Linked DNA regions of Homo sapiens: region 1 is linked to region 2. Evidence: chromatin contacts called from ENCODE Hi-C or POLR2A ChIA-PET data. All regions are on one chromosome and are shown on one strand. Each heading gives the region's core, a stretch centred on a gene start or an enhancer-like site at or near the end of the contact. The rest is flanking DNA. Distances are from core to core; before and after follow the strand shown.

The links. A loop is a pair of places that touch in the nucleus more often than their neighbours do. ChIA-PET counts read pairs that join two places held with the same protein, here RNA polymerase II (POLR2A). Pooled maps may share reads with other maps.
Region 1: a pooled map shows a loop between it and region 2 (5-fold over the local background). The contact joins the promoter of NDUFA13 here to the promoter of REX1BD in region 2. A Hi-C loop is called at or near these places in 2 of 50 pooled maps. POLR2A ChIA-PET finds 5 or more read pairs at or near these places in 2 of 52 experiments (WTC11 and activated naive CD8-positive, alpha-beta T cell).

What each region holds. Positions count from the first base shown.
Region 1 is chr19:19,512,850-19,519,784 of GRCh38, forward strand. It overlaps NDUFA13 (NADH:ubiquinone oxidoreductase subunit A13), which reads left to right and starts at 3,376. Exons shown (of 5, transcript NM_015965.7): 1 at 3,376-3,483. The coding sequence starts at 3,390. TSSK6 (testis specific serine kinase 6) reads right to left here and starts at 2,699. Exons shown (of 1, transcript NM_032037.4): 1 at 1,370-2,699. The coding sequence starts at 2,578. The coding sequence ends at 1,757. RefSeq lists a silencer at 2,945-3,064 and an enhancer at 3,275-3,554.
Region 2 is chr19:18,584,697-18,590,802 of GRCh38, forward strand. REX1BD (required for excision 1-B domain containing) reads left to right here and starts at 4,102. Exons shown (of 5, transcript NM_001100418.2): 1 at 4,102-4,204; 2 at 4,299-4,381; 3 at 4,717-4,987. The coding sequence starts at 4,106. RefSeq lists a silencer at 3,930-4,449.

The sequences.
Region 1 (6,935 bases), core at 2,126-4,625, 930 kb after region 2:
AATTAGCCAGGCGTGGTTGCCTGCGCCTGTAGTCTCAGCTACTCAGGAGGCAGAGGCATGAGAATTGCTTGAACCCGGGTAGAGACTGCAGTGAGCCAAGATCGTGCCACTCCAGCCTGGGCAACAAAGAGAGACCTTGTCCTAAAAAAAAAAAAAAAAAAAAAAAAAAAAAATCACAGCTGTGTCTTTTTTGTTTGTTTTTTGAGACGGAGTTTCGCTCTTGTTGCCCACGGTGGACTGCAGTGACACGATCTCGGCTCACTGCAACCTCCCCCTCCCGGGTTCAAGCGATTCTTCCGCCTCAGCCTCCGAGTAGCTGAGATTACAGGCGCCCGCCCCCGTGCCCAGCTAAATTTTTTTTGTATTTTTAGTAGAGACGGGGTTTCACTATATTGGCCAGGCTGGTCTCGAACTCCTGACCTCAGGTGATCCACCCGCCTTGGCCTCCCGAAGTGCTGGGATTACAGGCGTGAGCACCGCGCCCGGGGTTTTTCTTTTTCTTTCTTTTTTCTTTTCCTTTTTTTTTTTTTTTTTTTTTTTTAAGAGGCAGGGTCCAGGGCGCGTTGGCTCACGCCTGTAATCCCAACACTTTGAGAGGCCGAGGCGGGTGGATCACGAAGTCAGGAGTTCAAGACCAGCCTGGCCAAGATGGTGAAACCCCGTCTCTACTAAAAATACAAAAATTAGCCGGGTGGGGGGACACGCGCCTGTAGTCCCAGCTACTTGGGAGGCTAAGGCGGGAGAATCGCTTGAACCCGGGAGGCGGAGGTTGCAGTGAGCCGAGATCGTGCCACTGCACTCCAGCTTGGGCGACAGAGCGAGACTCTGTCTCAAAAAACAAACAAACAAACAAACAAACAAACAAGAGATGAGGTCTCGGCTGTGATGCCCAGGCTGTTTTCGAACTCCTGACCTCAAGATATCTGCCCGCTTCGGACTCGCAGTGTTGGGGTTACAGGCGTGAGCCACCGCGCCTGGCCCTTGGCTCTGCCTTTTGGCAAGTGACATCCATGTGGGCCTCAGTTTCCTTATCTATAAACTCCTACTTTACGTGGAGACAGGCCACCCTCGCCCCACCCCTGGCTGTTCCATTCTTAAAAGATGTGGACGGCGAGGCGCTGGGGTCCACTTGCTTCCCAGCCCATCATCACAGCGACATCACGACCCGGGGACAACAAAGCTCCTTTGAGTTTGCCCATACTGGGGAGCTCAAAAGGTCCAGGCTCGAATCCTCCCGACTCCCTTTTGAGTCTTGGAGCAATAACCTCAACATGCGTGACTCTAAAATAGGGTACCCGCGCCTGCCTTCCCCGGATGGAGCGATCGCTTCTCCACTAGTCCGCAAATGGGGGCCACCGTTAGAGCCAGGTGCGAGGAACAGCGAGTTTATTGCAGGTTCCAACCGGGAACCTGGCACCCACGGCTGGTTGGGAAGGGACGCCCTCCGCGCAGAGGCTGAGAGTTCCGCGCAGGCGCAATGCTTCCGTCCCCTCTGGTCTCGCCCTCTCGGGGCCTGGTCGCAGGGAATCGCGGATGCGCATGCGCCTCCAGCTCCCGGGATCGCGGGGAACGTGGATTCCGAACAAGGGCAACTGCGGACTCCCCCGTGGGAAGAAAGGGAGGGAAGCGGAAGGGAAAAAGCGCATGTGCAGCAGCACGCGGCAGCTTCGCATATTCCCTCGAAGCGCGCCTCTTGCGCGTGCGCCGCCCTGGCCCAGTGCCCTTGGCTGCAGGAATGGCTGGAACCACCCGGCTTCTAGCCGGAGTCCCCGGCGCGCAGCCAGCAGTTGCGCGCTACCTGGCCCGCGGAGGGCCTGGCGGACGGGCTGAACTGCAGCAGCTCGGCGATCAGGGCCTTGCAGCGCTCGGACAGCTCGAGGCCTTCGGGATAGAGCACGCCGCGTTTCTGGCGCCGGGGCAGGCCGGCGATGTCCGAGTCGTCGAAGGGCATGCACCCGGTGACCATGACGTAGAGCACGACGCCCATGCTCCACACATCGTACTTCTTGGGGTCGTAGGGGATGCCCAGGAGCACCTCGGGTGACGCGTAGGCGGCTGAGCCGCAGTAGGTGGTGCTCAGGTCTGGGTAGCCATGGGCCTGGCGGCCGAAGCCGAAGTCGGTGAGCTTGACGCGGCGCTCGTCCGGGCTCAGCAGCACGTTTTCGCACTTGAGGTCGCGGTGCACCAGGTGATGATCGTGCAGGTAGCGCACGGCGCCGGCGATCTGCGCAAAGAGGTCGCGCGCCTGAACTCCGGGGATGCGCCCGTTGCGCTGCACGGCTTGCAGCAGGTCGGTGGCGGCCGCTTCCATCACGATGTACAGTTTCCCGTTGCACACCTCGATGAACTCGAAGACGTGCACGATGTGCGGGTGTCGCACGCCCCGCAGGATGGACAGCTCTCGCGGCAGGAACTTGTTGACGAAGTCCGGGGGCGCTCGCCGCCGGTCCACCACCTTGATGGCCACGGTACCCTTGTACTTCTTGGATGTGGCCACCTTCACCTTGGAGTAGCTGCCCTCTCCAATTGTGCGGCCCAGCTTATAACCGAGTTCGCTCAGAAGTTTGTCTCCCGACATGGTGGCGCCTAGGGCGCACGGGGGGCAGGAGGCGGCTGCTGTCGGGGGGCGGCCGGACTCCAATCTCGGGTCTAAGCCATGGCGCTTGGCACCTACACCCCCGCACCCCCATGTGCCCACTGCCAGACATTGGCCGCTGTTGTGCCTTTTATTGCCCCGTAACAATTTTTGCCTTGTGAAGTGACTGCGGGCGTCACTCCGCCTTAGGGTGGGGGTCCGGGACCCCGCCCCGGGGCCACCCTAGCCTCCCTGCTTTGTGACTCATAATCATCCTGAATGGTCAGTTTCCGATGAGAGGCCACTAGCAAGGGATACCCATCACCACCAGGGAGCAGAATCCGTTCCAGGGATTGGGGTGAGTCCGACTTCGAGCAGCAGCTGCCCCCCAACATCATGTACCCAGCCCGTGACTACGTGGAGCCCTGGGCTTCGCGTAGAGTCCCTAGACGGGGCGAAAACGGGAAAAGGGGCCTTAACTGGGGCACCTGGCTCCTTTGAGAGCTCGGAGTTTCTGACTGGCCTGCGCAACACCCCAGAGGCAAGGTGAACGCGAGGGCCTATAATGCAAGAACCAAGGCGAGTCACGCCCTGTCTGGGCAAAAGAGGAGTAAAGACCCCTCAGCTGCAGCCCGGCAGCGCATTCCTACCCAGGGTCCGCCGCCAGAGCTTTCCCGCGCGGTCGGATAGTTACACTACTGTCCGGGACTTCCTAGCCGTGCCGCGGACCATCTCAAGTGCTTCCGCCACACTCATCATGGCGGTGGCAGTAAGTCACTTCCGCCCGGGACCGGAAGTGTGGGATACTGCGAGTATGGCGGCGTCAAAGGTGAAGCAGGACATGCCTCCGCCGGGGGGCTATGGGCCCATCGACTACAAACGGAACTTGCCGCGTCGAGGACTGTCGGGTCAGTATCACTCTGCGCCGGGGTCTCAGAGTCTGGGCACTCGGGGCTCGGGGGCGGGGTTCCGGGGACACAGGCGGGCCTCAGTTTTCCCGGCGGTGTGACCGGAGGCGGAGCCCGGGGATCCATCATAGCTTCTGTAATAACGCTAAGTGCTGCAGTTTGTTGAGGTCTTTCCCAGCTCCTCTTCCTTCTCGTAACAGCCCAGGAAATCGGTCCCTCTAGTTATTTACGTTTTACAGTGGGTTAAACTGAGTCATAGCCTGTGCTCTGGCCCTCAGCCACCCTTGGATTTCTAAGATGGGGAAACTGAGGCCCAAAGAAGGCCGCGGCTCCCCAAGGCAAAGCTGAGGCCGCAACCCGGAACCTGGAGGGAATTTACAAGATGTTCTATGCAGTGGTTCCCTGCTGGCAGCCCCCGCCTGCATGGTGTCACAGGAATCCATATTCTTTAAATTTTCAATTTTTTTTTTTTGAGACGGAGTTTTGCTCTTGTTGCCCAGGCTGGAGTGCAATGGCGCCATCTCGGCTCACCGCAACCTCCGCCTCCTGGGTTCAAGCGATTCTCTTGCCTCAGCCTCCTGAGTAGCTGGGATTACAGGCATGTGCCACAACGCCTGGCTAACTTTGTGTTTTTAGTAGAGACGGGGTTTCTCCATGTTGGTCAGGGTGGTCTCGAACTCCCAACCTCGGATGATCCGCCCACCTCGGCCTCCCAAAGTGCTGGGATTACAGGCGTGAGCCACCATGCCCGGCGTAAAGTTTTCAAATGTTTAAGTAACACGTTAAATTTTGTTATCGGGCTCAGCACAGAAAATTGAAAAAGAGAACTTAAAAGGCGCCCATACTCAGTCCCCAGGTTAACAGACAAATAGAAACTTTTAAACGTAATCTAAGAGTGAATACATACATTTCTTTTTTTTTTTTTAAGACGGTATGGTTCTGTTGCCTGGGCTGGAGTGATTTCTTGGCAACCTCCGCCTCCTGGGCTCAAGCCATCCTCCCACCCCAGCCTCCTGAGAAGCTGGGATTACAAGCATGCGCCCAGCTTTCTGTATTTTCTATAGAGATGGGATCTCGCCATCTTGCCCAGGCTGGTCTCGAAGTCCTGGGCTCAAGTGATCCACCCACCTCGGCTTCCCAAAGTGATGGGACTATCGGCATGAGCTACCGTGCTCGGCAGAATGCATGTCTCTTAACAAATCAAACTTTACATTTAAATTACATGTTATGCACATTATTCCTCAATTTTAACACACACACAAAAATGAGCATGGTAATTAAAAACGTAATAATTCAGACAGTAGAAAAATCAGTGTGAGGTGAAAAGTCCTCCCCAGCCCCTTCTTGGTTTTTTTATTTTTTATTTCTACTTTTTGTAGAGACAGGGTGCAGCTATGTTGACCAGGCTGGTCTCAAACTCCTGGGCTCAAGTGATCCTCCAGCCTCAGCCTCCCAAAGTGCTGGAATTACAGGCATGAGCCACCGCGGCCAACCTCCTCTTGTTTTTCTTGTATCCCAGAACTGAGATTGGCAGACTTTTTCTATAAAAGGGACAGATGACAAGTATTTTGGGTTTGGCTGGCCAGAAAGTTTCAGTTACTGAGACAACCATTTACAAATGGAAAGTGTTCTTAGCCTGGGGGCTCTACAAAAACAGATTGCCTGTGAGCCAGGTGGCTCATGCCTGTAATCCCCACACTTTGGGAGGCTGAAGCGGGAGGATGGCTTGAGCCCAGGAGTTTGTGACCAGCCTGGGCAACATAGTGAGACCCCCACCTCTACCAAAAATTAAAAAAAAAAAAAAGAGGCTTCAGGCTAGATCTGGCCCATGAGTGCTGTCCCAGAACACATTGGAGGAATATAATGCATTCTATTTCCTCATTTTTCTTTTTTCTTTTCTTTCTTTCTTTTTTATTTTTTGAGACAGAGTCTCATTCTGTCACCCAGGCTAGAGTGCAGTGGCCCGATCTTGGCTCACTGCAACCTCCACCTCCTGGGTTCAAGCAATTCTCCTGTCTCAGCCTCCCGAGTAGCTGGGAGTACAGTTGGATGCCACCACATCCGGCTAATTTTTGTATTTTTAGTAGAGATGGGGTTTCACCATATTGGTCAGACTGGTCTCGAACTCCTGACCTCAGGTTATCCACCCACCTCGGCCTCCCAAAGTGCTAATATTGCAGGCACGACCCACCACGCCTGGCGTTGTTTGTTTTTTGGTTGTTGTTTTTTGTGTGTGTGTTTTTTTTTTTTAGACCAGGTCTTGCTCTGTCACCCAGGCTGGAGTGCAGTGGCGTGATCTCGGCTCACTGCAACCTGTGCCTCCCAGGTTCAAGCGATTCTCCTCCCTCGGCCTCCCTAGTATCTGGGATTACAGGTGGGCGCCACCATGCCCTGCGATTTTTTTTTTTTTTTTTTTTTTTTTTTTTGAGATGGAGTTTTCACTTTTATTGCCCAGGCTAGAGTGCAATGGTGCAATCTTGGCTCACCGCAACCTCTGCCTCCCAGGTTTAAGCGATTCTCCTGTCTCAGCCTCCCGAATAGCTAGGATTACAGGCATGTGCCACCATGCACAGCTAATTTTTTGTATTTTTAGTAGAGATGGGGTTTCTCCATGTTGGTCAGGCTGGTCTCAAACTCCTGACCTCAGATGATCTGCCCGCCTTGGTCTCCCAAAGTGGTGGGATTACAGGTGTGAGCCACTGGGCCCGGCCTATTTTTTTTTTTTTTTTTGTATTTTTAGTAGTGACAGGGTTTCACCATGTAGGCCAGGCTGGTCTCGAACTCCTGACCTCAGGTGGTCCCCCTGCCTCAGCCGCCCAAAGTGCTGGTATTACAGGCATGAGCCACCACGCCTGGCCGAGTCTCATTCTTCTCCGGTGTAACCTGGGCTACCCCACCCCTTCAGGTGTGCAGCACAAGGTCTGTTTCCAAATATGCACCTGTGTGACCTGCAGCCAGACCAGGCCACAGAAGGACCTCAGGCCTGGAGGCTCCCTGAGCTCCCTGCTTCCAGCATCTCATTTTTGTATAAATACCCTGGTCCTCTCCCAGTTCACCACAGAGCAGTGGCCCCCCCTGTGCCAGACAGTGCCCTAAATACCACTGCCTGGGGTTGTGTCTCCTAATGGTGTGGACTTTTGTTACAGCACATACACACCCACCCCAGCCTTTCCCGGTGGAGGAGTGAGGAGGATACCCCTATGCTGGTGTGCTCTTTGTTTATGGCCCTGCTTTCATTGTTGAGTGAGCACATGGTTCCGGGCCCTGTCCCCAAGCGCTCACAGCTGAGCTGAAGAGATACAACACATCATGCCAGGATTTCTAGTTGTTGGTGAGGCCTGGGATAACCTGGGCCCACTTAAGCCAGGATGTGCCAGGAGGACCTCTGAGAAGAAGCCTGCTCTGCAGAAAAAGAGCAAACACACAGGCCCTGCCTCCTCTCCCTCTGTCCT
Region 2 (6,106 bases), core at 2,852-5,351:
CTCATAAGTTCTACCTCAGTTCTTGTTTTAAAAACAGAATGTACTCTAACATCCTAACATTCCTTGCCTTTGCCCAAGTCTTAACCTTTCCCCGCTCAATGTCTTCCCCTAATCTTGAGGGAATTATTATTATTATTATTATTTTTTTTTTTTTTTTTTGAGACAGAGTCTCGCTCTGTCGCCCAGGCTGGAGTGCAGTGACGTGATCTCGGCTCACTGCAAGCTCTGCCTTCCGGGTTCACACCATTCTCCTCCCTCAGCCTCCCAAGTAGCTGGGACTACAGGCGCCCACCACCACACCTGGCTAATTTTTTGTATTTTTAGTAGAGACGGGGTTTCACCGTGGTCTCGATCTGCTGACCTCGTGATCTGCCCTCCTCAGCCTCCCAAAGTGCTGGGATTACAGGCGTGAGCCACCGTGCCCGGCCTACCTTGAGGGAATTATAAACATGTCCTCCAGGTTTTTATTTGAAGCACTTCCCAATCAGAGTAACTCATCCTGTTGGGTTTGCATGAACCCTAATTTCCCCCTTATATACAGCAGTTCCGGCCCCCCTCAACATATGGGTGGAAAGCTCTGAGGCCTCATACATAGCTAACACTTCTAAGGGTCCAGGATTTTTTCATCCTAGTGATAGGTCCAATTTCCCTGACAGGGCTCAAGCAGCCTTAAAAGCAGCCGCCGCCATTCTCCGACAATTCGCTCTATCAGCTATCCCAATCATAGGTTCTGTGGGCACAATAACCTCCTTCTCTTCGCCTCCACTCCTTTGTATCTCCCATCAAGTGTTCCCATGATCACAAGGTGTGGGACACGTGGCTGGCTGCAACTATAGCTTGCCTTGGATATAGAGTTCAAATATTCTAATTCTTACAGTACGACTACTGGCACCCCAATGTTTTGTGGAAATAAACATGAGTTCCTTGGAAACCCTATTTCAGTCACCTATCCCTTAAGATTTACCACCCCAAGCCAAATAATTCCCCCACCAGAGGCCAAAACAACAAGCAATTACTGCTGGGGCAGACTTCCTTTTGCCCAGGATATCCCCCTCCTGGGACTTGGTTCCTCTCTCACAGGCAAAGGGTTAAAAAAACCCCATTGCTTCCTGCTTCCTGTCTGGGGTGCGCGAGTTTTTCTTTTTGTTGTTGTTGTTTTGTTTTGTTTTTGAGATGGAGTCTCGCTCTGTCGCCCAGGCTGGAGTGCAGTGGCGCGATCTCCCTCACTGCAAGCTCCGCCTCCCAGGTTTGCACCATTCTCCTGCCTCAGCCTCCCGAGTAGCTGGGACTACAGGCGCCCACCACCACACCCAGCTAATTTTTTGTATTTTTAGTAGAGATGGAGTTTCACCATGTTAGCCAGGATGGTCTTGATCTCCTGACCTCGTGATCCACCAGCCTTGGCCTCCGAAAGTGCTGGGATTACAGGCGTGAGCCACTGCACCCAGCCGAGAGTTTTTCTTAATGCAGCTAGCCACCGGTTTGCCTTACAGGAACCCCATAATACGTCCTTGGCAAATTCTATTCAGCTCCAACTGCTAGGAGTGGCCCATTTGTCCTGAACCCTCAAATCATGGGAATGAGAAATGAATTTAGACTGACCACAGCCCTTATGAGTTTTCAGCTACAGGGGTGTATAGAACCCTGATAAGGAGTTTTCTTTGTGTGTGGAAGATCCTTCTATATTTGCCTCCCCACCAACTGGACAGGAACTTGTACTTTAGCCTACATAGTACCTCCTGTGACTTATTCCTTTTCAGAAGAGGCAGTAGCTGTGCCCATTCATGCTAAGCTTCAGCCGAGAGCAATCTCACTACTTCCTCTATTGGCTGGTTTAGGATTTACTACCACCTAGGAAGTGGACTCACAGCCTAGATGAAATCTCTCTCCAACTTACTCAAATCCAGGACCAAATAGACTCATTAGCAGCTGTGGTTCTCCAGAACCAGTGAGCACTAGATCTCCAATCTCCTCACTGCCGAAAGGGGAGGAACATGCCTTTTTCTGAACAAGGAATGTTGTTTTTATGTCAATAAATCAGGCATAGTGAGAGATGGAATTAAATGACTTCAGGATAGAGCTAGCAGACTACATGGTGGGACAACCGAAACTACCTCAGGGTTCTCACAGCCTGTTCTCCACTGGCTTCTTCCATTTTTAGGTCCCTTCCTTATGATTATTCTAGGAGTAACCTTTGGCCCATGTCTTTTCAGTTCCTTCATCCTTTCGTTTCTTCCTGAATAGAATCAATGAAACTAGAAATGTTACTGCAGATGGAACCTCAGATGACTTCAACCAGCACCTATTATCAAGGACCCCTAAACCAGCCTGCCGGCCCATACCCGGACGTTGACACCCAAACCACCTCTCACGAGGAAACCTCAGCTACAGAACCCCTTCTATGCCCCTATTCAGCAGGAAGCAATTAGAGTGGTCATCCTCCCACACCCCAACAGCAGTTGGGCTCTCCTGTTGAGAGAGGGGACTGAGGGGTGGAGTTGGCAGGATTTACTGGGCAGGTTTGGGGACTTTCACAGAAGACCCCTGTGACTCAGTGTTTTGAGTTCTTAACCAATCGAGTGAAGGATTCAGAATTAACCACTCCAGGCCGGGCGCGGTGGCTCACGCCTGTAATCCCAGCACTTTGGGAGGCCGAGGCGGGCGGATCACGAGGTCAGGAGATTGAGACCATCCTGGCTAACCCGGTGAAACCCTGCCTCTACTAAAAATACAAAAAATTGGCCGGGTGTGGTGGCGGGCGCCTGTGGTCCCAGCTACTGGGGAGGCTGAGGCAGGAGAATGGCGTGAACCCGGGAGGCAGAGCTTGAAGTGAGCCGAGATCGTGCCATTGCACTGCAGCCTGGGCGACAGAGCGAGACTCTGTCTCACTAAAAAAAAAAAAAAAAAAAAACAAAAAAAAAAAACACTCCAGAGGAGGATTGAAAAAAGAACCACTCTCAATGGACAAAAAGAAAGGGGAGGGGTAACATAGGGATATGAGCCCTAGCCACCGGAGCCAGCAACGGCAACCCTTCCGGGTCCCCTTCCAGCATGTGGAAGCTTTCCTTTCGCTTTGTTCAATAAACTGCCCTGCTGCTCACTCTCCTGGTCCGTGGACTCTTTTTGATCTGTAACACACACCGCGAAGGTCCACAGCTTCATTCTTCAAAGTTAGCGAGACCACGAACCCATCGGCAAGAAAAACTCCCAACTCACTAACAGCCTAGTCCCTTCCCCCTTAAAGGCTGGTGTCTGTCACCCCATACCTGAGCTGGTCCCTCTTCACTAAGTCAGGCTACCAGCATCTTCCTGCTCCTCCGGCTGGGCCCCTGGAGGAGGAAGCTTTCCAAAGCTCTGTCTAGCCCATGTATCCCTCCAGCAGGAAGCTCCAAGGCCTCCTCTGTACTTTGAGGTCGTTCTGGCCCCTGCTATGCTCCAGGCTCAGGGCTATTACACAAGACACCCAATTCAACTCGGTGGGCTGTTGACACCGTCCCTGTCACTGAATCTTGTCTTCACCCCTGTGATTCTCTGAAGAGCCAGTGAATCTCTGTTAATGTTGGTGGAGTTCCAGCCACTGCACTTTTTTTGAGGCAGACTCACTGTGGCTCCGGCTGGAGTGCAGTGGCATGGTCATAGCTCATGGCAGCCCCCAACTCCCGGGCTCATGTAATCCTCCCACCTCAGCCTCCCGAGTAGCTGGGACTGGAGGCGGGAGCCACCATGTCGGGCTAATTGGTTTTTCTGTAGAGATCGGGCCTCCCTAGGTTGCCCAGGCTTACTTAACACTCTTGAACGTCAAAACCCACGCTCAGTACCCGCTTCAAGTGGAAGTCGGTGTTGAGATACAAGCATAGGAACGAACTCAAGGCTAACAGCTGTTCTGTATTCAGAGCCGCACAATCAAGGAAAAACACGATCGGAGGCGGGCCCTGGACGGGAACAAGAAGGGTGGGCTTGACTGGGCGGCCCGCGGTCTTGGTTCCCCTTTCTTCCTTCTGGCTGGCCGGCCGCAGGGTAGGGGGTCCGTGGACCTCCCGGCCTGTAGGGGGCGTCGGGCGCAGCGGAAGGGCCTGCTCCGGAGCCTGGCCAGGGCTGCGCAGTCATGATCACCGAGACCGCGGCGGAGCCTACGGTCCCTGCAGTGCCTGCTGCTGAGGAGGCCACCGAAGCTCGGGGACGCGAGGAGCCGGCGTGGCCCTGGGTGAGCCCAGGCCCAAGCGGGAACGGGCGCGGGGCGGGCGGCGCAGACCCAGGGGCGCGGGCTTCATGCCCCAGCCGTGCCCCCTGTCCCGCAGAAAGACGCCCCGATCCGGACGCTGGTGCAGCGCATCCACCAGCTGCAGGCTGAGCGCGCGCAGGGCTTCCGCCGACTGGAGGAGTGAGTGGGGGCGCGGAGGGGCTCAGGGTTCGGTCCCCCGCCCGCTCCGGGCGTGGGCGTGTTCTCGGCGGGCGTGCCTGGAGGAGGAGCTGGGTCCTTGTGTGGCTGCAGAGTCAGATGGGGCGGGGATTTCGGGGCACCGGGTCCTCACCTTCACGAAAAAGGCCCCACAGCACGTCCCCACTACCCGACGACTCACTCTTCGTGGCTTCTCTCTCCTCCCCAAGAGCAGGGGTGGGCCTGTCTCGCGTTCCCCTGCGGGAGTCAGGAAGCGTCCTTCCTACCTACCAGTCCTCCCCTCTGGTGTCTGGGGACACTTCCTGGGGGCCTTTCAGGTGGTTGGCGCCGGTGCAGGGCCTGAGAGCCTGGGGGCGCGGCCTCAGGGTCCCCACATGCCGCAGAGGCCACCGCCAGTACCTGCGCAGCGGCCCTGACTACGACTTCGCGCGCTACCGGAGCACAGTGCACGGGGTGACCCAGGCCTTCGCCGCCGCCTCGCGGGAGGTGCTGGCGGTGGAAGCAGAGCTGGGCGGGCCTCGCAGGCAGCCGCTGCTCGCCGGCCACGTGCGCAGCCTGCAGGAGCTGGAGCAGACGCGGCTGGGCACGGTGAGGCCACCACCCCTTCCCCGCCGTGTCTCTAGGACCCTGGCCGGCTCCTCTCATGACGCACCCCTGGTTGGGGGGTGGTCCCAGTATCCCATACACAGACCTCACCCCTTCCTGTCCCACCCCAATCCTCTATTAAGGCTTCACTTGGGGATTCTCGGACCTTGCCCTCTGCTGTTCATCCCCAATTTTTTTCCCAAGTTTTGTCCTTATTCCCAGAGCACTCCCGCTTTCTCCCAGCTCCGCCTAAATGCTATTCCAAGATGCCCAGATCCCGCCCCAACAATGCTCCACCCACTCTGGTTGTTCCGCGTCTAGGGTCCCACCCTCAACCTCCCGTAGATACAGGCGAGGGGGGTCCCAGGCCACGCCTCCTCCGTATTATTCCTCCATCACAGCTTTAGTTCTTTGCCTATTTCTCTCTTGCGATCCGCCTGCTCGGCCCTGCAACCGTGTGTGACTGGAATTCCTAGGCCACGCCCCCCATGAGCGACCCGTCTCAGCGTCTCTTTGGCCTTTTTCTTTCTGGTGTTTTTTTTTTTTTTTTTTTTTTTTAAGACAGGCTCTTGCTCTCTTGCTCTCTCACCCAGGCTAGAGTGCAATGGCGCGATCTCGGCTAACGGCAACCTCCGCCTCCCAGATTCAAGCGATTCTCCTGCCTCAGCCTCCTGAGTAGCTGGGATTACAGGCATAATTTTTGTATTTTGTATTTTTTTTAGTAGAGACGGGGTTGTGCCATATGGGCAAGGCTGGTCTCGAACTCCTGGTCTCAAGCGATCCGCCCTCTTCTGCTTCCCGAAGTGCTGGGATTTCAGGCGTGAGCCACCGCGTCCAGGCTTTTTGGCCTACTTTTATCCTGGGTCCCCGTCCCTGGGACCATGAGGCGCAACCTAACCCACCCCTACGGCCAATGCCTGGCTAAGACGTCACTGTTGTTCCCAGGCCACGCCCACATCGCGCTCAGCACTGCCTCTGGCCTGCCTGCTGTCTCCTTTCTGAGAGAGCCTCTAAACTGAATTTCGGACTCTTCCTACACAAAGCACTGCCCCTCGTGGTTCTACCCGGGCACTGCCTTTCTGGGTGCCTCTGTTTTTTCCTGAACATCCTTGGAGGGCAGGG